Regions from separate parts of the Homo sapiens genome. Here all the other regions are linked to region 1. Evidence: chromatin loops called from intact Hi-C (ENCODE). Cell type or tissue: heart right ventricle. All regions are shown on one strand. Each heading gives the region's core, and the rest is flanking DNA. Links, peaks and the distances in the headings are about the cores only. Region 1 overlaps NINL (ninein like). Region 2 overlaps NINL (ninein like). Region 3 holds the start of NINL (ninein like).

Region 1 (10,427 bases), core at 1,694-9,693:
CCCAGCTGACCTGAGGCACAGTCTGACAAGCGAAAAGTCCTCTCTCTCGGTGGGGTTTGTATCTCTCCCGATGAGCACAGTGGAGCATCTCTCCACATGTTCAAGAGCCATTTGTATTTCCATCTTTGTAATCTAGATCCTTTGCTTTTGGAGGGTGGGGGTAGGGTAGGTTGTTTCAGTACTGATTTTAGGAGCTCTTTATTAAGGGAATTAACCTTTGGCCTGTGATTTACATTAAAATTACCTTCTTGTTTGTCATTTATCTTCTGATTTTATTCTTTCCTATTTAGAAATTGTGACTTTTATATAGTCAAATTTCCCACTCTTTTAAGGGTGAAGCAAAAGCTGCATTTTATTCTAGATCTTTTTTGGGTTAAATTTTTCTTGGTTCTGAGTACCTTCTAACTCTGATGTTCTATAACATTATGCTCTGATTGAGGGGCACAGGCAGGTAAGAAAGCACTTACCCACGAAAGCTTGGATTGAATAACAGGTATGGAGAAATCACTCATAAACTGTTCAGTCAGAATCCACCTGGGGGAAACCTGCTGGACCTGCTCAACCTTAAAAACTCAAGTGTATGCTGTGAAGGTGTTAATGGAAAACCCAAACTGTAAAATATCTTAAGGAGGTTTATGCGGAGCCAGTATGATTGACCGTGGCCTGGGGAAAACACAAACCCAGGAAGCCTTGATAAGTGGTCCTGAGGCAGTTAGGGCACGACTCTGTCTTATGCATTTTAGGGAAGCAGAAGTCACAGGCAAAGTCATACATTAGTACACTGCACTCCATCCTGGGCAACAGAGCGAGACTCTGTCTCAAAAAAAAAAATAAAAACAAAACAACAAAGAAAGAAAAGGGGTTGTGGAGACCAGGGTTCTCATTATACTTAGGGAGCCTCCAGATAGCAGGCTTCAGAGAGAATCCATTGTAAATGTGTCTTATCAGAGCTGATTCTCTCCTGGATCAGGAAGAAGGCCTGGAAAAGGAAGGAGATTCTCTTCAGAATGTAGATTTTCCCCACAAGAGACAACTTTGCAGGAGTACTTCAAGATATGGCAAAGAAATATAGTTTGTAGTAAAGTACTTCCAGGGCTTGCTATCTGTCTTATGATGCTGTGCTAGAGTCAAGCTGGTATCTTATTGCTACAGGAGTCTGTCTTGTCAGTCTTGAGATCTGTTTTAATGTTAATGCTGGTCAGTTGTGCCTGAATTATTCTAAAGGGAGGAGGGCATAATGGGGCAGTCCAACCCCCCATCCTGTCATGCCTGAACTAGTTCTTCAGGATAACTTTGGAATGCCCTTGGCTGAGAGGAGGGCACCATTCAGATAATGGGGGGGGGCTCAGAATTTTATTTTTGGTTTACACCTCCCATACATGAGGACATGCCAATGTATGAAAAGGGGAGACTTTAGGTCTACAGTCTAAGTCTGGCTCCTGAAACGCCACACTGATAATGTTGATTACAAGCTTATTTTCCCAAATGCAGAGGAAAGACAAACTCCCTTCTCCACCTACCCGGAGATGTCTGTGGAACTGACTCCTCCTTTAGTCCCTACTCCTCTTCAAATGTTCACCTTATCTTACGTAAAATGTAGATTTACTGGGCACCAGCTCAAGGCCCATGGGAATAGAACCATTCCCTTACTGCCTACCTGACCCTCTTCCTACATGCCTTCTGCACTTTAAAGGAATGTGTAAATACTAAACCTCCAGAAAACCTCTTCAGGAAAACAGCCACAGATGGAGCTATCCCAGGTTTTCCTGGATGCTCCCTAAAGCTGCTTAATAGGCCCTGAGGGTTGAGACTTCTGCCTCAGTCCCTCATCTCACTTGTCATACTTACGGAGATAAAGAGCTCTGTTCCTCCTCAGCTCAGTTAAATCTCCATCTGCTGTTTTAACAAATGCAGCTTGAAGACAGATTTGTTTATTTAAACATTCATCCTGTCAAGGGAGATTGACCAGCAATGATTAGACCAAGTAAAAGTTGTTTGGGGTGCTCAGAAACCAGAAGTCTGTTTTAGCAAATGTCTTTTCCCTGCACCCAGCTTGGTTCCTGCCAGAGGAAAAACCTTTTTGTGGCTGCTTTTTTCATGCCAATGCTGTTAGCTTTTGGGTAGAAAAGGAGGGAGTTGAGTTTAGGAATCGTAATGTGAAAAATACAGACTCCAGTGTTGTGGGACTCAGAACAGCCAGACTTCTCACAAGGACCCGTGCATCTGAAACAAAGACTTGGCCCCTGGGACTGAACATGGCCTCTGAAGTTTCCAAAGATTCCACTTCCTGTTCTCCTAAGCACCTCAAATATTTTATGCCATAGCGGCCTTTCAGCATAGTCAGGTCACAGTCAGGTCACGTGCAAATGTGTTCTTTAATCTGTCTGCATCCTGCTCATTCCTTGAAAGTAATTCATTACTTTTACTACAAGTTGAGAAATAGGAGATGCAGAGTAGAACTAATGAAAGATCCCTTCCTTCATTGTCTTTGGTCTAAAGATAGATGGTTCTGTGGGCCCATCAGTCCTGTGCACCTCTTTTATCCTATTATGTGGATGCTGGTGAGGCCAGAGCCAGGAGTTGCCTGGGGCCACTCATCGTCACTGTTTTCCCGTCCAGATTCCACGCGTCAAATTGTGGGCAGTGAACAGAAGTGAGAATATGTGTGAGTGAGGCTAGGTGAGTGTGGGTTTGTCACCACTGCTGGACAAGGTTTCTCTTACACCTTTGAAAAAGAAGAACCAAGTTGGAGCACTCAAAATTCTAGTTTTGAAGCTCACTACAAGGCCACAGAGTAATCAAAACACTGTGGTAATGGAAAGAATGAAGATGGACTCTTACCTTACATTATATATAAAAATTAGGCCAGGCGCGGTGGCTCACGCCTGTAATCCCAGCACTTTGGGAGGCAGCGCCTCAAGGGCCTGCATGTAGAATCTTCTCCTGTCCAGAAACCTCCGGCTAGAGGTTTGCCATTGGCCACTTCATGCTCACCTCATGGAAACGACGTGGTGGCCTGCAGTTGGTTGCTTTCAACATCAATCAGAGGCTGAAGTGGAGTTACAAATGTTACACTCTTGTGCAACATCTAATTGGTTGCATTTTGCAGCCAATCAGAGGCTAAGGTAAAGTTACAAAGTTGCAAAGGAGGACTCCACCCACAATCAGTCTGATTGGTTGCGGACAGCCAATTTCCCATCTACCACGCAGAAAAGGTTGGGAGTTTGCAAAGGGAGTAGCCTGAGTAGCCTCTGGTCCTTTTGTTACTTAGGCGTCGAAAGTTAGGATTTTCCTTTCAATTTAGTTGGGCATGAAACAGCCATAGGTTCCCTCCTCCAGAGCCTATTCTCCTGCCTCACTCCTACCTCAGTCTCCTGAGTAGCTGGGACTACAGGCACAAAGCACCAAGCCCGGCTAAGTTTTGTATATTTTGTGGAAATGGGGTTTTGCCAATGTTGCCCAGGCTAGTCTGGACCTCCAGAGCTCAAGCTGTCTGTGTGCCTTAGCCTCCCAAAGTGCTGGGATTACAGGCATGAGTCACCACACCCGGCTGCAACTGATTTTTAAGTGCTGATTTTGTATCCTGCAATTTTGCTGAATTCACTTATTGTTTCTAACAGGTGGGTGGGTATTTGGGAGGGGGGTGTGTGTGTCTGTGTAATCTTTAGGATTTTCTACACAGATTGTATCATCTACAAACAGATAATTTTACTTTTTTCTTTCGTATTAATAAACCATAAGCCATATTTCTTTTTCTTTTCTTTCTTTTTTTTTTTTTTGAAGACGGAGTCTTGCTCTGTTGCCCAGGCTGGAGTGCAGTGGTGCGATCTTGGCTCACTGCAGCCTCCACCTCCCAGGTTCAAGCAATTCTCGTGCCTTGGCCTCCCAAGTAGCTGGGATTACAGGCGAGTAGTGCCTTCCACTACCCCTGGCTAATTTTTGTGTTTTTAGTAGAGAGGGGGGGTTTCACCATGTTGACCAGGTTGGTCTCGAACTCATGACCTCAAATGATCCGCCCGCCTCAGCCTCCCAAAGTGCTGGGATTATAGGCATGAGCCACCACGCCCAGGCTTTTTTTTTTTTTTTTTTTTTTTTTTTTTTTTTTTTTTTTTTTTTTTTTTTAGTGAAAGCAAGTTTATTAGAGAAGTGAAGAAACAAAAGAATGGCTACTCCATAGAGCATCTTCGAGGGCTGCTGGTTGGCTGCTTTCAGAATTCTCTATTTGCCTTTAAGGTTTGACCATATGGCTATAATGAGTCTCAGTGTGGATCTCTTTAAGAATATTCTTTTTGGGTTTCTTACCTTTTGGATCCAAATATGCATGTCTTTCATCAGATTTGAGAAGTTTTTGGCCATTTTTTCTGTGAATGTTTTTTCTGCCCCATTCTTCTTCTTGGTCTCCTCTGATGTGTATGATTGTACACTTGACCTTTAGACTCTGTTCATTTTTCTTCATTCTTCAAATTGTGTAATCTTTCCTGTGTGCAGTGACTGAAGTTTCTGTTCTTCACAGTCAGCCAGTGACCTGACAAAGTTTCTCCCTTCCCAAAAGGTATTCCCATCCCTTTATATATTCTGATAGATGCTTTTGAGGGAAGCTTCTGTAGCCCAGGAAGGCTGAATGCAAGGCAAAGTCTGCTTCATTCCCTAAAGGAACCACTAGACCAACCAAAACCCTGAGCCCATGCTTTGGAGGACAGGGTCCCCACTGCCCACTCTGGCACCAGCCAGACACCCCAGGAGTGCAGGCTGCTGTCATCCAGCTCTAGGGCAGCAGGAACAAGGGCTGAGGAACAGGGATGGTAGCAGGCCCATAAGGATCTGAAATGATTCCAGAGTTTTGAAATAGTTGATTGCAGTTGCTCAGTAGTTTCTGTGGGAACGTCTGACCCCCTAGAGCTTCCTGCCCTGCTGGTGTGCACAGTGTCACTCCTCCCATTGTTTTTGATCATACACGGATGATTCTTGTCTTATTACAGCTATTACAGTGGTAGCTGCAAATGTGCTCTTCTAGTTCTCTCATTTCTTCTATTTCTGTTATTGGCTATTTCCAGTAAAAAAGAGGAACTATTGCTTTCTTTACAGTAGATTTATGTTAGAAGTTGATACTGATGTTGAGAATAAAGTTTCCTATTTTTGTAATGATATATATAGAAAGAGCTCATTTTATATACATAGAAGTGTATGTGGATAATCTCATGTCTATAACTAATTGTATGGATATTTTGTAATTATATAGATACACATATAAATTTTGCATCTATAGCTATAGTCCTAGCATGAATATAAGTATGTGTGGATATAAAAGTCTTTACATACATTGACATACAATAGGAACTTACAGGATTAGCTGTATATGATTATTTATCTTGGAAGCTATAAATGCCCACCCAGCTTGTAGATGGTTAGAGATGTGTACAGTCCCAGACACATTTGCCTGTATAATGGGGCATGGTAACATTTATTCAGTACTTGCCATCAGGCACGGGTCTCAGTACCTAACATGTTAGCATGCTTAGCATTAGCTCTTTTAATGCTCAGAATGTCCTAATCAGGTTGTTCAGATCACGAAACTGAGGTTCAGGGAGGTGAAGTAATGTGTCCAAGACCACAGAGCTAGAAAGTGGCAGAACCCACATTAAAACCAGAGACTTTGTAAGCAGAGTCTGGCGTTGATAGGTACCGAGGTGTCTTTTTTTAGGAGACCACAGAAAGGTGTTCTAGGACAGTTTTAACATTTGGTATCTTTGTAGTTTTTAGTCTAAAAATCTACTTTGTAGGGAAAGTAAGTATTAACACTTAAATGAGGTATAAGCTTATTTTTAGATTTTTGGGACTGAAACAATAAAAAAGCTTCTTAAACCTTATTTGATAAAAAAAAAAAGGGATAGCTTTTCAAACTTGATTGTTGAGATATTTTGGGTCTGTGCCTGCAAAATAAATAAATAGCAAAAATTTTGAAAAATAAGCGAAAACCATGAAAACACTTAAAGCGGAAGTTAATCCTAATAGCTCAGAACTGCCGGAGTGTGAAGGTTGATTCCTGCTGGCAAGGCCATTGGAAGTAGCACTGAGGTCTGTTCAGCTGGAAGGTAGGCACTGGCTTCAGTGTTTTATTGGGGTTATAACATCTTTCCAGATTAAAAAGGAACACCCTCAAAGGGCTGCCTCAGCCCTGTTCTTTCTGGGCGAGCAGGATTTACAGAGATCCTTGTTGGGAATGGCTTCCCGTTACGGACACTCTGGGTCCCTAGGTGATTGGCACACCTAGGCTGCCTCCGAGTGGTCATGAATCTCTTCTCTGCCCTTAATGCCCGGTGGATTCTGGGGGGCATAGCTTAAATTCCCTCGTCACTGTGCATAAATTAACTAAATTAAATGCAAACCAACACCTTCTCCTCCGGCCTCCAGAGGGCTGCACTGTCCTGCAGAGCGATGACAACGTCATATGTCTCTGGGGCAGCATCCAGTTTGTTTGGGGACAGGCTTTTCCCCTCTGGATGAAAACAGGATTTTCTTTCACTTGGTGGCAAAGTTTATGTTTGTATCTTAAATTAAGCTTTATAGCATTAGGATTATTGAGAGCCTACTCATTCCAGTTTCCAAAAATGAAACTAAGAGAAACTGTTGCTTTTTATCTGGAATATTGCCCTCAATTTTGTAGCCAGCTGCTGAATGCTGGCCAGATTTTCTGGTGATTTTGACATGCAAACATTTTATGCAGATGTGGAATACCAAGGAGTATTAATAATTCAGTTTGCATGAAGAAGAAACTGAAGAGGCCTCTGAACTGCGCAGGTAAACAGTGTGTATTATTACAGTGAGCTGCTTGTTGTGAGGCTGCACTGAGGCGCCTGCGCAGGCCTGGGAGCCCCCGGGAACCCGCAGGGGTGTGCAGTGGCAGTGCTGGATGAATGTCTTGGTCCTGAGAGTTCAGGGAAAGCTCCGTTTCTTTCCTCCGCCCCGTGGGTCTGTGGAAGGATGATAGAGAAGGGGTGTCCTTGCCTCTGCCCTCACACAGAGGCTTTGGGGAGTCTAAACAGAGGGCTTTGGGTGGGCGGCTCACACGCTGTGGGCTCCCTGGGGAGAGTTAGGGCGGCTTTCTCCCCTCAGTGTTCTGTCATTTGCATTGGTTGTATTTCCAAGTAGGGAGGGAGGGGAAGGCCGATTTGCAGCTAGGCGCCTCTGGAAATAGGGTTTGAGCAGCATGAAACTGGGATTCTGGGCACCTGTACATACATGGGACGGTAGTTCTGGTGTCCTTGGTGGCAGTATTACAGCGTGTAGTGAGTAAGCAGCAGTCTCCGTATGGAGCGCCTGGCCTTTTCAGTCATCGCCCCCTTAGTAGCAGGTGTTTAGTTCACCCTATAGACCGCGAGGCCACAAGTGGCAGGAGCTGGGACTTGCCCAGACCTGAGCTGCCTGCCTTGGCCGCTCAGGGGCCCTGCGGCCTCACAGCGAGGTATGGGCCAGGTTGCTGGTTCTCCGTGGCTGTGGAGTCAGCATTGCCAACCTCTGTTTATCCAGGGTTGTCTTTGCATGGGTCAGGAAGATCCCGCTGCTGTGAACCCTGGCATGTGACCTTGGCCTCTCTCTGTTGACCCTGGCAGCAGGAGCATGGCTGTTCGCTGACTCCTTATCTTTGCTGTCCCAGCTGATGCTGTGAGTGTGCACACAACTGTGCTGCAGGGAAATTGGACACTGGATTCTGGGCATCAGCACTCTTGCCAGGGAGCTGACCCCAGCCCTGCCCATGTTAGTGTACGTTTTGGTAACATTTATCAAGTGCCCACCAGTCACTAAAGGGCAGCACTCATGTCATTTGATCAAACACTGCAGGTCAGTGGGCAGGGCCTCTCCAGCAGCAGCTGACAGCCAAGGTGCCCTGGCTGGCAAGTGTCTTCTGCTGCCACCCTTGGTCAGGGCCTGAAGCCCAGCTCTGTGCTCCCTGACCCTGTGTTCCCCAGCCCTGTGCTCCCCGGCCTTGTGCTCCCCAGTTCTGTGCTTCTCCACCCCTGTGCTCCCCAGTTCTGTGCTCTCCAGTTCTGTGCTCTCCTCAGTTCTGTGCTACCCACCCCTGTGTTTCCTAGTTCTGTGCTCCCCAGCTCTGGGGAGAGTTAGGGCGGTTGTCTTTCTCCCCAGTTCTGTGCTCGCCAGCCCTTTGCTCCCCAGTCCTACCCATCACTGTGACCCTGGGGCCAGGCCATGTCCATGCCTGGGAGCAGAGGCCATGCCATGGTTGGCCAGCCACATATGGCAGCCTAGGACCATGTCTGCCCTGGCTTTGCCCCTGAGAGCTGCCCACCATCTACACCAGGTCCAGGGCATCAAAGGATTCCTTACCCAGAGGAGGCTGGGGTGAGCTGAAAGAACTCTGGAAAGCAAATGTGGGTGTAATTTATGTTGTGGTGGAAGAAAAAAAATATACCATGTAGTGTTTTTACAGGACCTGGCAGACTCCTCCCTTCCGTGGTGGTCCACTGCCCAGGAGCAAGGCCTTTTCATAGGACCACAGGCCACAGCAGAGGTGGGGCAGCCCACCCCTCTCAGCCCCTGCTTTCAGAGGAAGAAGCTGGACAGAAACAGAGCTCCCCTCACCTGGCGACCACAGGAGTCCCCTCTCAGGACAGTGCCTGAGGTGCACAGGCCACGCCTATGCCTCCCTGCCCTTCACTCGGTGACACATGTTCATCTTCCAGTGGCGTTGCGGGGTTGGGATGGGCCAGGGGCGGCCACCAGCATCTCACGCCCTGGTGTCTTTCACCCAGATAAGCCAAGCTCCAACCCCAGGAGAGTCCCCAGCCTGGGCAGGGCACCGTGTTGGTCCCGTGGATACCGCTGGGGTGGGTAGAGGCTGGGTCCCTGAGAAAGCGGGAGGGAGAGAGACCGAGCAGCAAGAGTGCGAGTGTAGATGTGTGGCTGCAAGTATAGGTGTGCAGTTAACGTGACGTGCATTTCGACTCTTGTCAGGAGCCCCGTTAATGGTGGCCTGTGGTGCCACCATGGGCCTGAAGGAGACAGTGTCCTGAGGCAGCTGCGCCCCCCACAATGGGACAGTGAAGGCACGAAGCTCGTTTACAGGTTCCTCCTCCCCACAGCCACCCTCCACCTGCAGCAGCCCAGGGCTGTCCCTCCAGAGGGCCTCCCCATGACGCATCCCCGTCACCCACAGAGGGTGGTGCTACCTGAAAGCCACACTGCTGTGCATGTGGGGCGCTGCATCCGTGAAATTCAGTGTTTACTATGGTATTCTGTACTCTGTTTTAATTTTGTGTGTGGGGATGACTAGCTCCATAATGAACTTCACACCTCCCCAGGAGCACTGCTGGGTTGTATGTGCAGAGCCAGCAGGTGCGCTGCTCGTTGACCCATTGGATTTACATCAGTTTTTGTTTCGTCAAATAACATACTCACATGGCTTAAAAATGAAAACATTCAGGCCGATGTGGTGGCTCACACCTGTAATCCCAGCCCTCTGGGAGGCCCCGGTAGAAGGATCACTTGAGCCCAGGAGTTTGAGACCAGCCTGGGTAACATAGGGAAGCTGCATCTGTACAAAAAAGTTTAAAAGTAGCCAGGCAGGGTGGTGCACACCTGTAGTCCCAGCTGCTTGGGGGCTGAGGTGGGAGGATCACTTGAGCCCAGGAGGTTGAGGATGCAGTGAGCCGTGATCAACGCCACTGCACCCCAGCCAACAAGAGGGAGACCCTGTTTCAAAAACAAAGGAAGTCAGAAAGTTTAAAAAAAGTGTATGTTGACATCAACTACCCCGCTCTGTTGCCTTCATCTCCCCATCTCTCTCCTTAGAGGCAACCACATTTCAGTCTTAGATATTTCTCCTGATACTCATGTCCATATCCTAATTGTACTGTTTTATAGCCTACAGAGTATGAGCAAGGTAATTAAACCTCATTCTGCTGTTATTTCTTATACTCTCTAGGCTCCCCAGTGGCCACTGTGCATTTTTGCTGTTGTCACTGCATAACATTGTCCACTGCAGAACCAATAGGTTGGTCATGATTACACTTCTACTCTTTTGCCAGGTTTGGCTTTATGGGCTGATGTTGTCTGGGCTTTTACTGGCTTACCTTTTTTTTTTTTTGGAGACAGTCTTACTCTATCGCCCAGGCTGGAGTGCAGTGGCATGATCTCAGCTTACTGAAAACTCTGCCCCCCAGGCTCAAGCAATTCTCTTGCCTCAGCCTCCTGAGTAGCTGGGATTTTAGGCGCCTGCCACCATGCCCAGCTAATGTTTGTATTTTTTGTATTTTTGTAGAGACAGGATTTCACCATGTTGGCCAGGCTGGTCTTGAACTCCTGACCTCAAGTGATCCACCTGCCTGAGCCTCCCAAAGTACTGGGATTATAGGCGTGAGCCACTGCTCCCAGCCCTGGCTTACTTTTTAATGAATTTATTCTTATTTTTT
Region 2 (10,427 bases), core at 1-8,000, 71 kb after region 1:
GTTTTAGAGGTTGGAAGAGGAAAGGGTCTCCTTGGGCTAGGAATGAGGTGCTGGCAGGGCTGCAGGGCCATCCAGAGGCCCCGAGGGGAGCTCCCTGCCTCACCTTCTCCAGTGGCCTTGACTTGAGGCGTCCTTCCATCCTGGAAGCCAGCCCTGGATGGCCGAGTCCTCCTCATGTCACCTTACTCCAACACTGACTCTTCTGCCTCCACTTTCTACCTCTAAGGACACTTGTGATTACGTTGGGTTCCTCTGGAGAATCCAGAATAATCTACAGTCAGAGAACGAGCAGCCTTCATTCCCCCTGCTGTGTAATGTCACATAGTCTCTGTTAGAGGCCAGTATTGTGCCATCCACAGTAGGTATCTGACTTTTGTGCTCTGGTTACTTCTGAGACCTGTATCTTTAGTGGTTTTTATTTGCTGTGTGCATTTCTTTCTTTTTAACTTTTTATTTATTTATTTATTTATTTTTTTGAGACGGAGTCTCACTCTGTTGCCCAGACTGGAGTGCAGTGGTACAACCTCAGCTCACTGCAACCTTTGCCTCCCAAGTTCAAGCAATTGTCCTGCATCAGCCTCCCAAGTAGCTGGGATTACATGTGCCCACCACCATGCCCAGCTGATGTGTGTGTGTGTGTGTGTGTGTGTGTGTGTGTGTGTGTGTGTATGTGTGTATTTTTACTACAGACGGGGTTTCACCATGTTGGCCAGGCTGGTCTTGAACTCCTGGCCTCAAGTGATTTGCCTGCCTCATCCTCACAAAGTGCTGGGATTACATAAGGCCTGAGCCACCAGGCCTGGCCACTTTGTTTTATTTTATTTTATTTTATTTTATTTTATTTTATTTATTTTATTATTTTATTTTATATTTTATTTTATTTTATTCATTGTAGAGATAGTCTCTCACTATTTTGCCCAGGCTGGTCTCAAACTCCTGGCCTCAAGCGATCCTTCTGCCTCAGCCTCCCAAAGTGGATCCTCCTTGAAATTACAGGTGTGAGCCACCATGCCCAGCCTCTTTTTAACTTTTTATTAAAGTGTGATACACATAAGAAAATGTATATATTTGTACAATTAGGAGAATTGTCAACAAATTGAACACGTCTGTGTTACCAGCGCCCAGAACAAGAGATGGAATTCACCAGAGTCCCCGGGGTAACCACTTCTTACAGCATAGATTCAGTTTGCTTGTTTTTGTACTTTATGGAGAGGAATCATGCAGTGTGTACTCTTCTGTGTCTGACTTTCTTGGCTCAACCTGGTTGTGCGATTGATCTGTGTTGTTGCTGTAGTTCATACATTTGCATTGCTGTGTGGTATTCTGTTGTGTGAACATACCACAGTTTATTCTTTTCTCCTGTTGATGGGCATTTGGGTAGTTCCTAGTTTTTGGCTCTCACAAATGGAACTGCACTGAACGTTCTTGCATTTGTCTTTTGGAGCATTATGTTGGGCTGTACCTAGAAATGGGATTGTTATGTTGTGGGTATAGGCATAGTTTTCTTTTTGTTCATCCTACTTAGAAAACATTGTCCCAGCCAGGCACAGTGGCTCACACCTATAATCCCAGGACTCTGGGAGCCCAGGAGTTCAAGATCAGTCTGGGCAACATAAGGAGACTGTTTTCTACAAAAACTTAAGAAAAATTAGTCACACATGGTGGCACGCACCTTTGGTCCCAGCTATTTGGGAGGCTAGATGGGAGGATCACTTGAGCCTGGGAGGTTGAGGCTGCAGTGAGCTGAGATTGCACCACTGCACTCCAGCCTGGGCGGCAGAGCAAAAGGGAAAAAAAAAAAAAAAAGAAATATTTTCCCTGTTGAATGTATGGATTGCATTGGTGTCTCATGAAAATCTCTCAGCCATTACTATTAAAATATTGCCTCTCCGGAGGTTGCAGTGAGCCAAGATCGCGCCATTGCACTCCAGCCAGGGCAACAAGAGCAAAACTCCGTCTCAAAAACAAAAAAAAAGTATATATATATATATATATATATATATATATATATATATATATCCTCTCCTCCCACTATTTTCTTCAATTAGATATGTGACTGTTAGAGCATTTCACTTTATGTCTCAACCTCTCTTTTATATTTTCCATCTTCTGTCTGTATCACATTTGGGGTATTTTTTACATACCTATGTGTTCCAGGTCAGTATCTCTTTCTTTCAGCTCTGTGTAATCTGCTATTTAAACCATCCCATGAGTTTTTATTTTGACATTGACTTTTTGTTCATTTCTAAAAATTCTGTTTGGTCCTGTCTGATCATTGTCAATAGTTTCTTGTTGCTTGTTCATTGTTTGTTGCTGTCTTTTATTTATGTAAACATTTCATAACACTTATTTTTAGTTTGTGTCTAATAAGTCCAATACCTGCAGTTTCTAGAGGATTGAATTCTGGCTTCTGGCTTCTGCTGTCATTTATGGGTGGCTTTGCTCCATGTATGTTATGGTGATCTTTGATTGTGAGCTCATATTTGCTTGATGTTAATCTCTGGGAATATAAAGAGCCTTATATGGGATGCTATTGCTTTTGCAGAGAAGTGAGAAGGTGCTAATCTGGGACTGTCTGAACCTCCTTCCAGGGCCCTGTCTGGTGCAGGTGTCCACAGTGCAGCTTCTCCATTCTGCTAATAGCAGTGCTGACACATAGGCATTGGTTGCAAGGTCCCCCCAGCTTTGTGTTGCATAGTGCTCACGCGTTGGTTTCAGCTTCCAGGATTTTGTTTTGTTTGGAGATTCTTGCAGGTTTTCTTTTCTTTCCATGAGGACAGTCACAGAGGTTGCGATCAGCTTTGCGCAGGATCTAGTTGTTTGGTGGTCATGTGGGGGATGGGGTAGGGCACCCCTCAGCTTTCGGCCTTGCATCAACTTGTTCTCCATTCTAGAGCCAGAGTGATAGTTTAAAAACACAGAACTCTCCTGCTTGAAACCCTTTGCTGCCTTTAATTCCAGTGACTATTTATTTTTGTCTTTAGTTCCTCATGAGATAAAATGAAGGCATATGAAGAAGATACTTATGTTTACTATTATAAGTATAATACATAAAGCGGGCTGGGCGTGGTGGCTCACATCTGTGATCCCAGCACTTTGGGAGGCCTAGGTGAGAGGATCACCAGGAATTCGAGACCAGCCTGGGCAACCTATCGAGACCCCATCTCCACCACAACAAAAATTATCCAGGCGTGGTGGCGCATGCCTACTGTAGTCCCAGCTCCTGGGCCTGGGAGTTCAAGGCTGCAGTGAGCCATGATCGTGCCACAGTACTCCAGCCTGGGTGACAGAATGAGACCCCATCTCAAAGAAAAAACAAAAAAATACATGAAGTGAACATGGTGAGATCATGTGGCTTTCAGTATTTTCAGACTGAAAAAATAAGAAGCTAGTACCATATGGAGACCTATTTGGGGAATACACGTTAGCCTTACCAGTCAGTATTAAGAATGCATTCTCTGGGTAGCAAGTATGGGTCTTAAGCTACTTCACTGGTGATCTTTTTTGTTTTTTCACAGACAAGGTCTCACTATGTTGCCCAGGAGGGTCTCAAACTCCTGGGCTCAAGCAGTCTTCCTGCCTCAGCCTCCCCAGTAGCTGGGATTACAGATGCATGCCGCCACTCCTGGCTCCCATTAGTGATCTTCATTGGTAAATTGCCATCTTCATCTATCAAATCAATGGCATTACCCAAGCAGGGACTCCCTGAGTTGTCAGAGAACAAAGACGGCCCAGGCAGACTTGGTTCACATAGTGGCTGTCTATCCCTGCCTTTTCCCACTTTGAGATTCACCTAGCAGAGGTTTCCCATATATCTTGGCCTTCTGATTCCTGTGTTTCTTAGCTCCACACTGAGTTCACTGCCAGGGCATGAGTACCCTGCAGTACCTGAGGACTCACGCCCAGCACTGGCAACCAGGACACACGTTTGGTGAGAGGCCATAGATGCAGGAGCAGTTCAGCTATAAACTCAGCATAAGCAAAACCCAAGGTTCTGAGTGCATTTGTGACTTGATGGCGTGGCAGTGTAGAAGCTAAGAAAGTTCCGTTTTCTGTGGCTTGGCTCATGGGAGATGTAAGACGTTAACACCTGGTGCAGGAAGAGGGAAAGGAATGGTGTCTGGCGCCACCTCCAGGGACGGGGAGATGGGGACGCACAGTTCTCAGGACTCCCCGCTGCAGAGCCAGCCTCCGTGACCACATGTGGCTCCCCAAGTGCTCACCGGTCTTTTCTCAATTTTTACGCAGACTGGAGTTCCATAGACTTTCTGAAGAAAACACTTTGTTGAAAAACGATCTGGGAAGGGTTCGGCAAGAGCTTGAAGCTGCAGAAAGTACTCACGATGCACAGAGGTAAGGGCCACGCCCCTACCCAGACCTTCTGGGGGTGCGTTTTGCCCTCCGTAGAGTGACCTTATGCAGTCTCCATATAGACAGTGGGAAGTGTTCTCAGATTAGCCCTGCATTCCAGAAAACCCTAAACCATGAGCCTTGTTAACTTCTGAACGACTCGGCAGATGTGGGAGGCTCTGGCCTCCTTCCTCGTGTGGGCGGCACCTGAACGCCCCAGCTCCTTGGTGTGGGAAGTGAGGCAGAGTGCCCACAGCATGGTCGGGACTGCGAGCAGAGCCCTAGCACAGGCGCCGTTCACCCCACAGAGATGATGCACGTCGCACTTAGGGGTTGGGGGAGGCCACAACAGTGTCTGTAGGGGTCAGAGGTGCTCCTAGGATCCTCTCCTGATAACAGCTTCAGCTCTGCCTTCCTCAGAGGGTCATTGCTGGTTTATCAGTTTCAGTGAACAAGAGCTGGGGGAGGGGATGGGCGTGGGGAGGGTCAGGAACCTGAGCACTGAGGCAAGAGAGGATGGGGGTGGGGGCACCAGTGAGAGTCAGGGGACAGGGCAGTGGGCCGCCCACCAATGAGAGTCAAGACAGGGCAGGGGGCCACCAGTGAGAGTCAGGGGGGCAGGGCAGGGCGGCCACCAGTGAAAGTCGGGGGACAGGGCAAGGGGGTACTCACCAGTGAGAGTCGGGGGACAGGGCAGTGGGGCGCCCACCAGTGAGAGTTGGGACAGGGTAGGGGGGTGCCCACCAATGAGAGTCAGGGGGACAGGGCAGGCGGGCGCCCACCAGTGAGAGTCGGGGGACAGGGCAAGGGGACACTCACCAGTGAGAGTCGAGGGACAGGGCAGTGGGGCACCCACCAGTGAGAGTCAGGGGACAGGGCAGTGGGGCACCCACCAGTGAGAGTCAGGGGACAGGGCAGTGGGGCACCCACCAGTGAGAGTTGGGGGACAGGGCAGTGGGGCACCCACCAGTGAGAGTCGGGAGACAGGGCAAGGGGGGACTCACCAGTGAGAGTCAGGGGACAGGGCAGTGGGGCACCCACCAGTGAGAGTCAAGGGACAGGACAGTGGGGCACCCACCAGTGAGAGTCAAGGGACAGGACAGTGGGGCACCCACCAGTGAGAGTCGGGGGACAGGGCGGTGGGGCGCCCACCAGTGAGAGTTGGGACAGGGTAGGGGGGTGCCCACCAGTGAGAGTCAGGGGGACAGGGCAAGCGGGCGCCCACCAGTGAGAGTCGGGGGACAGGGCAGGGGGGCGCCTACCAGTGACAGTCAGGGGACAGGGCAGAGAGGCGCCCACCAGTGACAGGGGACAGGGCAGAGGGGCACCCACCAGTGAGAATTGGGGGACAGGGCAGGGGGGCGCCCACCAGTGAGAGTCAGGGGACAGGACAGAGGGGCACAGACCAGTGACAGGGGACAGGGCAGGGGGGTGCGCACCAGTGAGAGTCGGGGGACAGGGCAGGGCAGTGCCAACCAGTGAGAGTCGGGGGACAGGGCAGGGGGGTGCCCCCCAGTGACAGTCGGGGGACAGGGCAGGGGGGTGCCCACCAGTGAGAGTCAGGGGACAGGACAGGGGGGCACCCACCAGTGAGAGTCGGGGGACAGAGCAGGGAGGCCACCAGTGAGAGTCAGTGGGGACAGGGAGGCCACCAGTGAGAGTTGGGGGACCAGACGGGGGGCCACCCATCAGTGAGAGTCAAGGGACTGAGCAGGGGGGTGCCTGTCAGTGAGAGTTGGCGGGGACAGAGCAGGGGGCATCCATCAGCGAGAGTCAGGGGACAGAGCAGGAGTGTCCCCTCAGTGCAAGCTGGGGAAGGGCTGGGACTGAGGAAGGGAGAATGTGTGTTCTGGGGAGGGTGGCTTTCTGCTGTCACTACTGTAGCCATATCCAAGGACAATTGTTTGGCCTTTTTTTTTCCCAATTATGCATCTCAAGGTGAGCTTAGTTCTCATAGACAGTAATTCTGAAATGATGGAATTGCCATGGTGATTAAAGTAGCGAGTCCCAAGCAGGTACCCAGGGATTGCCCTTCCATGACAGCACTTCCGAAATCTCAAAGCTAGTTTTCCTTTAGAAACCATTTTTTCTCTGGTTTTCTTGAGTCTGTGAGGACCCTGCTGATGGCATACCTCCGGAGATGCAGGCTGTTTCGGTCTCTATTCACTCTGCTGAGTGTGAAGTGTTATGTGTTTTACAAAAGAAATATTCATGTATTTGATTGAGGAATGTCATGCAGGGTGTGCGTTCTTACAGTGCTGGCAGTGTAGATTACTAGAGGCTCTCTAGTAATCCGACAGTTTCACATTCCTAAAGTCTTCGTGGTTTGGGATAAACCATGGAAGACGGGATCGTCGTCTTCATTAGTAGTGGCAACAGCAGGGACTGAGAGGGGCTGGAGAATGCCAGGGGCAGGTGTGGGCGTCTCTGCTGTGGCTACAAACCCCCATGCTGCTCTTACCCTGGGTGCTGACCAGGAAAGAAGGCACTGGTTGGTCACAAGTGGTATCACTGTTAATTGTGCTTCTTCAACAGGAAGGAAATTGAGGTTTTAAAGAAAGACAAGGAAAAGGCCTGCTCTGAGATGGAGGTGCTCAACAGACAGGTGACGTATCGACGCCTGGCATGGAGCTCATGCCACCATTCCTTTTTTTCATTATTTTGAAATCATTTTAAACTTACAAAAGGAAGTAGAGAATATTCTTCTAAAAGACTTGACAGTGAGTTGCTGACTGGCCCCCAGGCCCCATCAAAGTCAGACACTAAACACGGCTGTGAAGACCCCTGCCCCAGTCAAATCTGCCGGTGGTCCCAAGGATGTTCAGAATCATGTGGCACGCAGTAGTTGGGACCACAGGCATCCCCTGCAGGGTCCCTTTGGTGTTTTGATCTAGAAACTGTGAGCAGCTTCTCATAGACGCTGGCAGGCAGGCACTGTCTGTGTTGTGAGTGCCTGAGGCTCTGCACTGGCCCGAGGCCCAGCTGCTTGTGGAGATGACCTGCCTGGGGAGCCGCACGCCAGCATGCTCAGCCCATCTTTTGTGTTTTTAGTAGAGACAGGGTCTCACTATGTTGCCAAGGCTGCTCTCAAACTCCTGGCCTCAAGCAATCCTCCAGCTTTGGCCTCCCAAAATGCTGGGATTATAGGTGTCAAACACTGCCTGGACACTCCCCAAATTTTGGGGGTTTTTTTTGAGACACATTATCACTCTGTCACCCAGGCTGGAGTGCAGTGGTGCGATCTTGGCTCACTGCAACCTCCACCTCCCAGGTTCAAGCAATTCTTCTGCCTCAGCCTCCAGGGTAGCTGGGATTGCAGGTGTGTACCACCATGCGTGGCTAATTTTTATATTATTAGTAGAGACAGGGTTTCACCATGTTGGCCAGGCCGGTCTCGAACTCCTGACCTCAAGCTATCCGCTGGCCTTGGCCTCCCAAATTGCTGGGATTATAGGTGTGAGCCACTGTACCCGGCTTACCCCAAAAATTTTACCATGAAAAACTTTAAACACAGGAAAGTTGAAACAATATAGAGTGATCATCCACATACATCCACAACATTAATGCAACTGTTATCCGCATTGCCACCTGCACTTTAGTTCTGTTCATATCTATATATTTCACGTGTGCATGTGTATGTGTGTGTTCTGAACCATTTGAAGACAAGTTACAGGCCGGGTGCAGTGCCTCATACCTATAATCCCTGCATTTTGGGAGGCCAAGGTGGGCGGATCACTTGAGCCCAGGAGTTCAAGACCAGCCTGGGCAACATGACAAAACCCCATCTCTACAAAAAAAAGAAAAATCAGCTGAGTATGCTGCCATGTGCCTATAGTCCCAGCTACTCAGGAGGTTGAGGTGGGAGGATGGCTTGAGCCTGGGAGGTTGAGGCTACAGTGAGTAGAGATCGTACCACTGCACTCCAGCCTGACAGAGTGAGACCCTGTCTCTCATAATAATAATAATAATAGAAAATAAGTTCCAGATGTCATGATACTCCACTTCTCAATATTTCAACAGGCATCTCTTAAAAGGAAGTGCATCTCCCGCCTCGCCACACTGAAGGAGTGCTGTCACACTTAAGAAACTTAGCAGTAGTTACCTCATATCAGTATTCAGACCATATTCTCATTTTTTCAGTTATTAAAAAGTGTCCTGCACAACAAGGTTGCTGGCAGTAGGGTGCAGCTGGGGGTGCCACATTGTGTGTAACTATGACTCTGTTCAGCCATGTTTAGCTATCAGATCAACTTGCTGGCATAAACCAGCCACTTGAGTGCATTCATGGCACCTGTGGGTCAGGCATTCAGACAAACACAGCGTTGACGGCCGTCCCTGCTCTGTGATGTGGGGTCTCGGCTGGGAAGGCTGGACAGTTGGGGTGACCTAATGGCCAGGGTTGGAGTCGTCGGGGACCCCTTCTGCTTGTGTCTGTCTGGGGCCTCTCCTCATGGGGCTGGACCTGGAAGGAGTGTCGTGGGGGGTGTCAGGGAGCTAGTGTTCCAGGGCAGCTGGTGGGAGGCGCATGGCTCCCAAGCCCTCCTCGGAAGTCACACTCTACGTTATTCCCACTGAGTCCCTGGAGCCGCGGGGGAGGCTTCTCTGATGGGCAAGTGTTCAGGTCACATTTCAGAAGAGGATGTGGGATGGAAGAGGCTTCTGGAGGCTTCTTTGGACAACACATCCCCTGCATGGTCCCTTTGGTGTTTTGATCTAGAAGACCTGTTTTTCCCCATGACACTGGCTTTTGGAAGAGCCCCAGTAGTGGTCCCGTGGGCCATCCCACATTCTGGATCTGTCCAGTTGTTTTCTGAGAGTGTAGGCTACTCTGGTCGTATGTCACTTGTCTGCCTTGTAAACTGGAAATTAGGCCTAAAGGCTGGAGCAGATGCAGAGTGAACATATTTTGACACAGATGTCATTTGTTTTAACACACACCCAGGAGACAGCTGCTGACATCTCATGTTGGCTTCTGCAGTGAAAGCCAGATGAATGCAAGTTCAAAATTAAGAGGTGGCCAGCGTGAACGCCACCAGGAACAGATAGCATCTCTGCCTCCTGATGCAGCTCCCTGCACAGTGTCTGCCCAGGAACTTGTCACTCGAGTCACAAGGAAGCACCAGACAAACCCCAAATGGGAGGGGGTGGAACTGTATTTGTCAAAAAATGTCAAAGTCATGAGACACAGAAGCTGAGGAGACATTCCACATTTGAGGAGGCTGAAACAGCTGGACAGGGCCCAGCTGATCCTGTGCCGGGAAGGATGCTGCCAGGCTCGTTGACAAAATGAAGTGTGGGGACATCAAGGCCACTGTCCTGAAGCAGTAGCTGCACAGCAGCCGCGTGAGAGCTGCTGTCCCCGGGAGGCAGGCGGCTGTGGAGAAGGGAAGACATCATGTGTGCGCCTGTGTGTGTAGGGGGCAAAGCAGATTGGGGGAGTGTTGTCGGCTAGGAGCTGGGATGGAAGGCAGGTTGGTTTCCCTGGTGATGTTCTAGTCTTGCAACTGTTCAAGTCTGAAATTATTTCCAAATGAAGAGTTTGTTGTGTGTTTGTTTGTTTGTTTGTTTGTTTGTTTTGAGATGGAGTCTTGTTCTGTCACTCTGGCTGGAGTGCAGTGGTGCAATATCAGCTCACTGCAACCTCTGCCTCCCGGGTTCAATCGATTCTCCTGCCTCAGCCTCCCAAGTAGCTGGGACTACAGGCATGTGCCACCAAGCCCGGCTAATTTTTGTATTTTTAGTGGAGATGGGGTTTCGCCATGTTGGCCAGGCTGGTCTCAAACTCCTGACCTCAGGTGATCCTTCCACTTCGGCCTCCCAAAGCACTGGTATTACAGGCATGAGCCACCACGCCCAGCCACCAAATGAAGAGTTTAAATGTTAAAGGTGAATAGAAGAAAATCCACTATTGTGTTTATCTCAAGAACTGAAGGAAGATTCCATTTCTACTCATGAAATCAAGGCTGTCTTTAGAGGACAAGGTGAATGTGTGTCAGTATTAAAACAATTCTAATTTTCACAATAAAATGTCATAAAACACATGAGCTCTATACCATACACAACTGCCACACGCTTAT
Region 3 (10,427 bases), core at 1,340-9,339, 44 kb before region 1:
ATTCTGCCCTTTGTCCAGTTTTGAAGATTAATATAGATAATGATTAACTCTAGGCATTGAAAGAAATATATATAAATATTCCATTAAAATGAAAAGATAATCCCTTTGGGGCAGTAATATTGGAATGGGAGGGAAGAAGGGTTTCAGGGGCACTGGTAATGTTCCTATGCTAGTTACATCAGTGTGTGAAAATTTATCAAACTGTACACTTATGATATGTATACTTTTCTTGTGTACATTATACTTAATAAAGTTTTTTAAACTTTAAAAAAAAAAAACAGGGATATGTAAGATGCTGATATTTACAGGACCTGAGTGAGAAGAATATGGAACCTCTCTTTTCTACGTTTCCAAGTTTTCTGTAAAGATAACATTAATTCAAAAGAAAAAGTTTTTTTTGTTGTTGTTTCTTTTTTTGTGAGACAGATTTTCGCTCTTGTTGCCCAGGCTGGAGTGCAATGGCGCGATCTCTGCTCACTGCAACCTCCACCTCCCAGGTACAAGCAATTCTCCTGTCTCAGCCTCCCAAGTAGCTCGGATTACAGGCACGCGCCACCATGCCCGGCTGTTTTTCTTTTGTATTTAGTACAGATGGGGTTTCACCAAGTTAGTCAGGCTGGTCATGAACTCCTGACCTCAGGTGACCCACCCACCTCGGCCTCTCCTGCGCCTGGCCAAGAAAATGTTTTTAAAAAGAAGAGCGATCAGGATGTGATGACGTCGCTGTAAGGTATGAGAGAGAGAGTCAAGATTGACTCAAAGGTTCTTTCCTGAACAATTGTGGTGTCAGGATATCCATTGGTTTTCATCCACAGTTACTGGCACATGACTCCCATAGCCCTTGCTACAGTCCTTTGTTATATTGTTGTGTTGGGCCTCATGGGCAGGCCCCTGACCTCCTCCTGGCTTTCTGATTGTGGGTCTTTTTTTTTTTTATTTTATTTTTAGATGGAGTCTCATTCTGTTGCCCAGGCTGGAGTGCAGTGGTGCGACCTTGGCTCACTGTAACTTCTTCGCATCCCGGGTTCAAGCGGTTCTCCTGCCTCAGCTTCCCAAGTAGCTGGGACTATAAGTGTGTGCCACCACGCCCAGCTAATTTTTGTATTTTTAGTAAATATGGTGTTTCATCATGTTGGCCAGGATGGTCTCGATCTCCTGACCTTGTGATCCGCCCACCTCGGCCTCCCAAAGTGCTGGGATTACAGGAGTGAGCCACCGCGCCCTGCCGTCGATTGCAGGTCTTAAGACTCTCCCATGAGAGGGTCTCACCCTATTCCCTGGGAGAAGGAATGCTGATATCATGAAGCTTTCATAAAACCCCAAGAGGACAGGGTTCAGTGAACTTCTGGGTAGGTGAACAGTGGAGGTTCCTGGAGGGTGGTGCCCAGGGAGGTATGGAAGCTCTGCCCCTTCCTCCAAACCTTGCCCTATGTGTCTCTTCACCTGTGTCCTTTACAATATCCATTATAATAAACCAGTGGGCCAGGCATGGTGGCTCACGCCTGTAATCCCAGCACTTTGGGAGGCCAAAGCAGGCAGATCACCTGCGGTCAGGAGTTCGAGACCAGCTTGGCCAACAGGACGAAACCCTGTCTCTACTAAAAATATAAAAATCTAGCCAGGTGTGGTGGCGCATGCCTGTAGTGCCAGCTTCTTGGGAGGCTGAGGCATGACAATCACTTGAACCTGGTAGGCGGAGGTTGCAGTGAGCTGGGATCGCACCACTGCACTCTAGCCTGGGCGACAGAGCAACACTCCGTCTCAAAAATAAATAAATAAAAATAAACCAGTGAACATAAGCGTTTCTCTGAGTTCTGTGAGCCACTCACAGGTAGCAAATTAATCGAAACCAAACAGGGGGTCAGGGGGTCATGGGAACCCCAACTTGAAGCTGATCTGTCAGAAGTTCTGCAGAGGCCCGGCCTTGCAACTGATGTATGTGAGGAGTCTTGGGGACTGAGTCCTCAACTTGTGGGATCTGACACTCTCTCCAGGTAGTGACAGAACTGAATTAGAGGATGCCCAGCTGGTGTCTGCTGCTCAGTGTGTGGAGAAAACCCCACACACATTTAGTCATAGGTCTTCTGTGTTGACTGTTGTGCGGTGTGAGAGTGGAGAGTTTTCTCTACACGACAATAAAATTGGAATGTCTGGAGGTAGGATGCAGGCACTGGTGTTTTTAATTTTTAAGTAGTCAAAGTGGAGAACTCCTAGTCTTCCCACTTCTCTCTGATGAAGAACCACTACATTAACTCATTTAAATTCGGTATGCTCAACTGGGCACGGTGCCTCATGCCTGCAATCTCAGTACTTTGGGGGGCCAAAGTGGGAGGATCATTTTAGCCCAGGAGTTCAAGACCAGCCTGGGCAACATAGACCCCATCTCTACAAAAAATTAGTAAGTTAGCCAGGTGTGGGGGTGCATCTGTAATGCAGCTATTTGGGAGGCTGAGGTGGGAGGATCACTTGAGCCCAGGAGATCAAGGCTGCAGTGAGCTGTGATCACACCACCACACTCCAGCCTGGGTAACAGACTGAGATCCTGTCTCAAGAAATAAAATAACAAATAAATTCAGTACACTCCTGTGCAATGGGTAATTTTTACATTTCTATTTTGCAAATGAAACTGAGATCACAGATGTTACATGACTGGGTGATCCACAGTCAAACAGCTAGTAAGTGGCATGATTCACATCTTCTGACTCCAAATTCATTCTCCAGCCAGTGAGTGGGAGCCCGTGCAGAGCATCAGGAGCACTGAAGAGAAGACATTCTTCACAATGGCAGCCCCCATGGCTCTGAGCACCCCTGGGAATCCAGGGTTATAAACTGGAGTCATCGGGGTCTTGGCTGCGCATCCCACAGGGACCACCTTTGCACGGTGTGTCCTGCCATTGTGCCCCACACTGGTTGGGACAGGTCATGGGCATAGCAAAAGGTATCTGGGCACATTCAGCAGGTCAGAGAAACCTCCCAGCCTAGAACACACTATGAGCGTCTCTGAACCACTCCCTGTGTTTGCCTTTTGCTCTGCATGGGGTTTAGCACTTGCAGGCACTTGGAAATTTCACTCGCCCTTGGAAACTCCGTTCCCCCATAGCCTGTCTTTCATCCTGCTTCCTTCTCACCCCATTTTGCCTCTGATCCTCACATCCTCTAAAGTGGAGTTCCTACAAAGTATATGCACCTTTCTCATGCTACAGTGTACTGTAGCTCATTTTGTAATTCTGATATAACTCTCTGACATTTTTGTATATTTATGTTTTTATTTTTATTTTTTGGAGACAGAGTCTTGCTCTGTCGCCCAAGCTGGAGTCTAGTGGCAAGATCTCAGCTCACTGCAACCTCCGACTCCTGGGTTCATGCAATTCTTGTGCCTCAGCCTCACGAGTAGCTGGGACTACAGGCGCGCGTTAACCACAACTGGCTAATTTTTTTGTGTTTCAGTAGACACTGGGTTTCACCATGTTGGCCACGCTGGTCTCGAACTCCTGTCCTCAGGCAATCTGCCCACAGTGGCCTCCCAAACTACTGGGATTACAGGCATGAGTCACCGTGCCTGGCTGTATTTACTTTTTTTTTTCTTTTTTTGAAATGGAGTCTCACTCTGTCGCCCAAGCTGGAGTGCAGTGGCTTGATAACCACAACCTCCGCCTCCCAGATTCAAGCGATTCTCCTGTCTCAGCCTCCTGAGTAGCTGGGATTACAGGCATATGCCATCACGCCCGGCTAATTTTGTATTTTTAGTAGAGACGGGGTTTCTCCATGTTGGTCAGGCTGGTCTTGAACTCCCGACCTCAGGTGATCCGCCTGCCTCAGCCCCCCAAAGTGCTGGGATGACAGGCATGAGCCACTATGCCCGGCCGGGTATTTACGTTTTTAAATTGTTTTCTGTGTAAACTCTATAAGGGCCAGGGATTTTTTGCACCGCTGTTGGCAGCCCCTAGGACAATGCCTGGCCCTAGTAGGTGTTCGATAAATATATACAGGTTGAATATCCCTTAACCGAGATGCTTGGCACCAGAAGCATTTAGGATTTCAGATTTTGGAATATTTGCATTATACCAATTGAACACCCCTAATCTGAAAATCCAAAATTAGAAATGCTCCAATGAGGCCAGGTGCGGTGGCTCATGCCAGTAATCCCAGCACTATGGGAGGCCAAGGTGGGAGGATCACTTGAGGCCAGAAATTCCAGACCAGCCTGGGCAACATGGTGAAGCCTCCTCTCTTAAAAAAATACAGGCCGGGCGCGGTGGCTCACGCCTGTAATCCCAGCACTTTGGGAGGCCGAGGCGGTGGATCCATCCCTTGAGCCTAGGAGTTCGAGACCAGCCTGGGCAACACAGTGAGACTCTGTGCTAAAAATACAAAAATTAGCGGACATGGTGGCAGATGCCTGCAGTCCCAGCTACTGGGGGTTGGGACGCTGAGGCGGGAGGATCGCCATAGCCGGGAAAGTCGAGGCTGTAGTGAGCCATGACCGCGCCACTGCATCCCAGGCTGGGCAGCAGAAGTGACAGCCTTTCTCAAAAGAAAAGAAAGTTAAAAGAAGAAAAAAGAAGTGCTCCAATGTGCATTTCCTTTGAGCATCAGGTCAGCGCTCAAAAACTTTCAGATTTTGAAGCATTTCGGATTTCAGATGTTTGGATTAGGGATGCTCAACCCGTATTGATTTAATATGCGGTGGAAACGTGACGACCTAGGTTTTAAGTCGCGGTTTCCTCAGTGGTGGGTTTGGGGTATTACCCCTGCCTGGCCGGCCTCCGGGCTTGTTTCCAGAAGATGCTACCCCGAGAGCTGCGAACCGCCAAGCTCCGCAGCGCGCAGGGCTCCGACAGGGACCAGCGAGGTCAGCTCCAAGGGTCACCCCAGGCTCCAAACTGGCCAGAGCCGCCCTGAGATTTGCGGAGGCCGCCTTGCCCCCACCCCGCCCCGCAATCCCGGACCCGACCCGCCCCCTCTCCCGTTCGCTCGCCCCGCCCCCTGTTCGCCCACTGCGCCGGGACACCGAGGGGGCGGTGCCTCGAGGCCGGGAGGAGTGTTGCGTCGCGGCCTCCAGACACAAAGAGCGGCCGGCGGTACGGGGGTGGTGCCGCGCTCCTGGCCCCGCGCGGGCGGACGGCGGAGGCGCCTCCCAGGTGAGCCGGCCCGGGCGTCCGGCGGGACATTCAGGCGGCTGGTGGGGTCGAGAGTCCGGGGCCGCCCCTGCGTCGCGACCCGCGCCTTAGTCACCAGACCCGGCTCCGGGAGCGCGGCCTCGGGTGCTCCTCGCGGTGCGGGGCGCAGACTCGGCGCATCTGCTGTGGTGCCTGCTCTTCCGGTCGCCCTCGAGGGCGGGGCGGGGGTCACGCCCTAAAATACAGCGCCCGCTGGGCCGAACGCTTGAAAACCCGGTTTCCCGACGGCGGCGGCGCGGGCGCCGTGCGAACGAGGGCCCGGGTCCAGCACAGCCCCAAGGCTCGGCCTGAGGCGGGCGGCCTTGGCCGGGGCCCCCCGTGGTAATGAGCTACGCGGTGCCCGCCGCCTGCCCAGCGCGGGCCGTTTCTCCTGACGCCGCCGGCGTCTGGTCGAGGCCCAGGATTCCCTCCTGCCAGTGTGGCTGCGGCCCCCCACGGAGCGGGACCCGCGTTCGTGGCGCTTGGGACGGTTGATTGAAAGGGTGTAGAAGTCTGTTGCGAATTTTATCTGTTGTACTCGTTTTGCAGATTCGCCCCTTTCCTCCCGCCTGTGCGCGCAGTCACACACACCATGTGGGAGTCTCTGATCGCGTTGGGTTCATAATCATCGATCGTGCCTGGGTACTGATGCCCCATTGTTAGGAGCTCTGTGTGGGGCTGTATGTTTGCACAGGACTCACGTGAGGAAGGGTGGCCACGTTTCTTTCTGCTCTGTGAGACTTAGGCCAAGCCCTGGAACTAGGGAGGAGGTTCAGGAAGAGACCCATGAAGCTGGCGGGGCCTTGGAGAAGGGCAAGTGATTTTCAAGGTCAGTAGTAAGAGGGGTCATGAGTAATGGTAAGTTTCTTAGCGGCCTTTGCTGTGACTTCTAGGTTTTTCACACTGGACTTAAAATACTTTTAAAAGCAGAGTTTTTGTTCTTCTTGTTGTTGTTCTTGTTGTTGTTGCTGTTTTTGAAACGAAGTTTCACTCTTGTTGCCCAGGCTGGAGTGCAATGGCGCCATCTCGGCTCACTGCAACCTCTGCCTCCCGGATTCAAGCGATTCTCCTGCCTCAGCCTCCCGAGTAGCTGGGATTACACGCCCAGCTAATTTTTTGTGTTTTTAGTGGAGATGGGGGTTTCACCATGTTGGCCAGGCTGGTCTCGAACTTCTGACCTTCAGGTGATCCAGCTGCCTCGGCCTCCCAAAGTTCTGGGATTACAGGCGTGAGCCACTGCACCCGGCCAAGTTTTTGTTTTGTTTTGTTTTTGTTTTTTAATTTTATTTTACTTTAAGTTCTGGGATACATGTGCAGAACGTTCTGGTTTGTTACATGGGTATACATGTGCCATGATGGTTTGCTGCACCTATCAACCCGTCATCTAGATTTTAAGCCCCACATACATTAGGTATTTGTCCTAATGCTCTCCCTCCTCTTGCCCCCCACCCGCCCCGACAGGTCCCGATGTGTGAGGTGTGTGATGTTCCCCTCCCTGTGTCCATGTGTTCTCATTGTCAACTCCCACTTATGAGTGAGAACATGCGGTGTTTGGTTTTCTGTTCTTGTGTTAGTTTGCTGAGAATGATGGCTTCCCACTTTATGCATGTCCCTGCAAAGGACATGAACTCATTCTTTTTTATGGCTACGTAGTATTCCATGGTGTATCTGTACCACATTTTCTTTATTCAGTCTATCCGTGATGGGCATTTGGGTTGGTTCCAAGTCTTTGCTATTGTAAATAGTGCTGCAATAAACATACACGTTTATGTGTCTTTATAGTAGAATGATTTATAGTCCTTTGGGTATATACCCAGTAATGGGATCACCGGGTCAAATGTTATTTCTGGTTCTAGATCCTTGAGGAATCGCCACACTGTCTTCCACAATGGTTGAACTAATTTACACTCCCACCAACAGTGTAAAAGCGTTCCTATTCCTCCACAGCCTCTCCAGCATCTGTTGTTTCCTTGCTTTTTAATAATTACCATTCTAACTGATGTGAGATGGTATCTCATTGTGGTTTTGATTTGCATTTCTCTAATGACCAGTGATGATGAGCTTTTTTTTTAATATATGTTGTTGGCTGCATAAATGTCTTCTTTTGAGAAGTGTCTGTTCATTTCCTTTGGCCACTTTTTGATGGGGTTGTTTTTTTCTTGTAAATTTGTTTAAGTTCCTTCTATATTCTGGATATTAGACCTTTGTCAGAAGGGTAGATTGCAAAAATTTTACCCCGTTCTGTAGGTTGCCTGTTCACTCTGAAGAGTTTCTTTTGCTGTGGAGAAGCTCTTAGGTTAGATCCCATTTGTCAGTTTTGGCTTTTGTTGCCATTGCTTTTGGTGTTTAGTCATGAAGACTTTGCCCATGCCTATGTCCTGAATAGTATTGCCTAGGTTTTCTTTTAGGTTTTTTATGGTTTTGGGTTTTACATTTAAGTCTTTAATCCATCTTGAGTTAATTTTTGCATAAGGTGTAAGGAAGGAGTCCAGTTTCTGTTTACTGCATATGGCTAGCCAGTTTTCCCAGCACAATTTATTAAATAGGAAATCCTTTCCCCATTGCTTGTTTTTGTCAGGTTTGTCGAAGATCAGATAGTTGTAGAAAGCAGAGTTTGTTTTTTTTTTAAGTAGTTAAAACTCATCTGTTAAACAGAACACTGAATCAGCAGCCTAGCAGTTTTATGAACTGTGTGCAAGAATGCTTGTATATTAAAAGGAAAATGTTCAGGTGTTAGAGAAGCAGTCTACTTTCATGCTTGTCCCTTTTGTTTGACTTATACATCATCCATTAGTGGTTTAAATGATGACAGATTGAATTGATCTGTATTGGCAAATAAAAGTGGGATGTGTGTTTATGTAAAGTTCAGGTGCAATAAAAATTAGAGGATAACTCTTTTTTGTAGAATGAGAAAATAGCAAGCCTTCTCCAAGGAACTTGGACTTCAGATTTTTTCTTTTTAATGTAGAGCCGGGAGTCTTGCCCAGGGTGGTCTCCAACTCCTGGGCTGAAGTGATCCACCTGCCTCAGCCTCCCAAAATGCTGGGATTACAGGTATGAGCCACCACACCTGACCTCAGATAACATTTAACTCCATCAAATTGGAAAGAAAGCACTTTATAGAGGAATAGTTAGGACTTAAGCAAAAAGTTTTGTTTTTTGTTTGTTTGTTTGTTTGTTTTTGATATGGAGTCTCGCTCTGTCGCCAGGCTGGAGTGCAGTGGCGCGATCTCGGCTCACTGCTACCTCCACCTCCCAGGTTCAAGTGATTCCCCTGCCTCAGCCTCCTGAGTAGCTGGGATTATAGGAGTACACCACCATGCCCAGCTAATTTTTTTATTTTAGTAGAGACGGGGTTTCACCATGTTGGCCAGGATGGTCTCCATCTCCTGACCTCGTGATCCACCCCGCTCGGCCTCCCAAGGTGCTGGGATTACAGGCGTGAGCCACCACGCCTGGCCGGACTTGAGCAAAATTTAATTGAGCAGTTTATATTAACTTCAATGGAAACTTTTTCGCTAACTCATACTTATCCCATATGTTGTGATTTATAGGACTGCTCTAAGGTGGGTGAATTGATATGGTCATTTGCTAAGAGCATGTTGTAAGTCTTTTAATGTTTGGGTATCCTTTGAACATTTGGTGATGGAAAATAGAATAACAAGAATGGCAAAGTTCCAACAGTGTCTGTAGCTTCCCCTTTTACAGTGAGTTCAAGTTCCTTGGAGAAGGCTTGCTATTTTCTCATTCTACAAAAAAGAGTTATCCGCTAATTTTTATTGCACCTGAACTTTACATAAACACACATATCCCACTTTTATTTGCCAATACAGATCAATTCAATCTGTCATCATTTAAACCACTAATGACTCTTTTTAAGTTTTTTAGAAGATGGCACATGTGGCATTTGAGACTTAGAGCATGTGAGCGGGGCTCTGTGAGCACATTCTTTCTATGGTGGACATTTACCTTTGGATTTTTTTTTTTTTTAAACTGAGAAGGAGTCTCGCTCTGTCACCCAGGTTGGAGTGCAGTGGCACAATCTTGGCTCACTGCAATCTCTGCCTCCCGGGTTCAAGCGATTCTCTTGTCTCAGCTTCCTGAGTAGCTGGGATTATATGTGCCTGACCACGCTCAGCTAATTTTTGTATTTTTAGTAGAGACAGAGTTTCGCCATGTTGGCCAGGCTGGTCTCAAACTCCTGACCTCAAATGATCCACCTGCCTTGGCTTCCCAAAGCGATGATGGGATTGCGGGCGTGAGCCACTGCACCCAGCCTACTTTTGGATCTTGCCATGAGCAGGTAGCTACTAGATAGCTTTCCTCTTTCCTGGCACAAGACAGATTTGGAAGCAGGAAGCAAAAACAGGAGCAGTGTCTTGGCCTCACACCTGAACTGGCATGGCTTCCTAGCTGCAGGTAATAGCGTCCTCTGCCCTGGAAGGCATTTCCAGCGCTGTGGCCACTTTGCTGTTCCATTCCTTGGTTATTGTGTAAGTAGTTAAGCCGCGGTGGCTGTAACTGGAATCTAGGTTTGAGTTTAGCTTAGTCCTTGGCTTCAAGTGCAGATTAGGAATTCAGGCCCAAGGCCAAGACATTTGGTTACTCACAAGCTGAGGCCAAAAGTTTGGGTCATACTCTACCTGGAGCTATTTGGAGGCAGGCTTTCCTTCTCCCACCTTGGGGCAACTTTGAGCCTCCTGGATTCTGATTATTGTTGTTTGTGAATGGACAGACAATTTTCTGGGACAGAGGAGTCTTTTAGAGCATGGCTTGTATTTTCATCCTTTTTTGACCTAGGTTCAAGCATGCATCTGGCGCTGCCTGGTTGTACTTCCCTTTCTGAACCCGATTGTCTTTCCTTGGACTTCAGAAAGATAATGGAGCCTTCCATCATCCTCCAAGCGAGGTGACCCGTTTCCCTCAAGACTGCTGTATAGTCTCCCTGGAGTCGAAGTCATTTGTTAGTTTCTGAAACAGGAGAGCTCTCTAGGTACCTCTGAAGCAATCAAGTTTGAGAACCTCTAGGATATACCAATTTTTGTGCATTGATTGTTACTTTGTATCTCATAAGGGGCAATCATTACATTTTTTTTTTTTTTTTAGGTGGAGTCTCACTCTGTTGCCCAGGCTGGAGTGCCATGGCGCAATCTTGGCTCACGGCAACCTCTGCCTGCTGGGTTCAAGCAATTCTCCTGTCTTAGCCTCCTGAGTAGCTGGGATTATAGGTGTCCACCTCCACGCCCAACTAATTTTTGTATTTTTTAG

Evidence for each region. Peaks named below come from ENCODE experiments on the same cell type or tissue, not always from the same donor. Only the 100,000 strongest peaks of a DNase experiment are listed, where the experiment ranks them.
Region 2: it touches region 1 in a loop (4-fold over the local background); 10 of 110 quality-filtered maps call a loop at or near these places.
Region 3: it touches region 1 in a loop (2.1-fold over the local background); 8 of 110 quality-filtered maps call a loop at or near these places.

The regions. Positions count from the first base shown.
Region 1 is chr20:25,536,393-25,546,819 of GRCh38, reverse strand. All of the region lies in intron 1 of NINL (ninein like), which reads left to right. Among named protein-coding and RNA genes, the nearest start is that of NINL, 44 kb to the left of the region's middle. In heart right ventricle, for the core only: a CTCF peak has its summit at 6,424 (motif pointing right); no DNase peak of the experiment used is centred there; H3K4me3 peaks cover 2,062 bases; H3K27ac peaks cover 1,825 bases.
Region 2 is chr20:25,463,917-25,474,343 of GRCh38, reverse strand. It overlaps NINL (ninein like), which reads left to right. Exons shown (of 24, transcript NM_025176.6): 18 at 4,249-4,353; 19 at 6,886-6,955. Among named protein-coding and RNA genes, the nearest start is that of GINS1, 61 kb to the right of the region's middle. RefSeq lists an enhancer at 3,981-4,030. In heart right ventricle, for the core only: a CTCF peak has its summit at 4,143 (motif pointing left); no DNase peak of the experiment used is centred there.
Region 3 is chr20:25,580,169-25,590,595 of GRCh38, reverse strand. It overlaps NINL (ninein like), which reads left to right and starts at 5,065. Exons shown (of 24, transcript NM_025176.6): 1 at 5,065-5,141. RefSeq lists a silencer at 5,001-5,130. In heart right ventricle, for the core only: no CTCF peak of the experiment used is centred there; DNase peaks (open chromatin) are centred at 4,925 and 5,272; H3K4me3 peaks cover 1,580 bases; H3K27ac peaks cover 839 bases; H3K27me3 peaks cover 1,049 bases.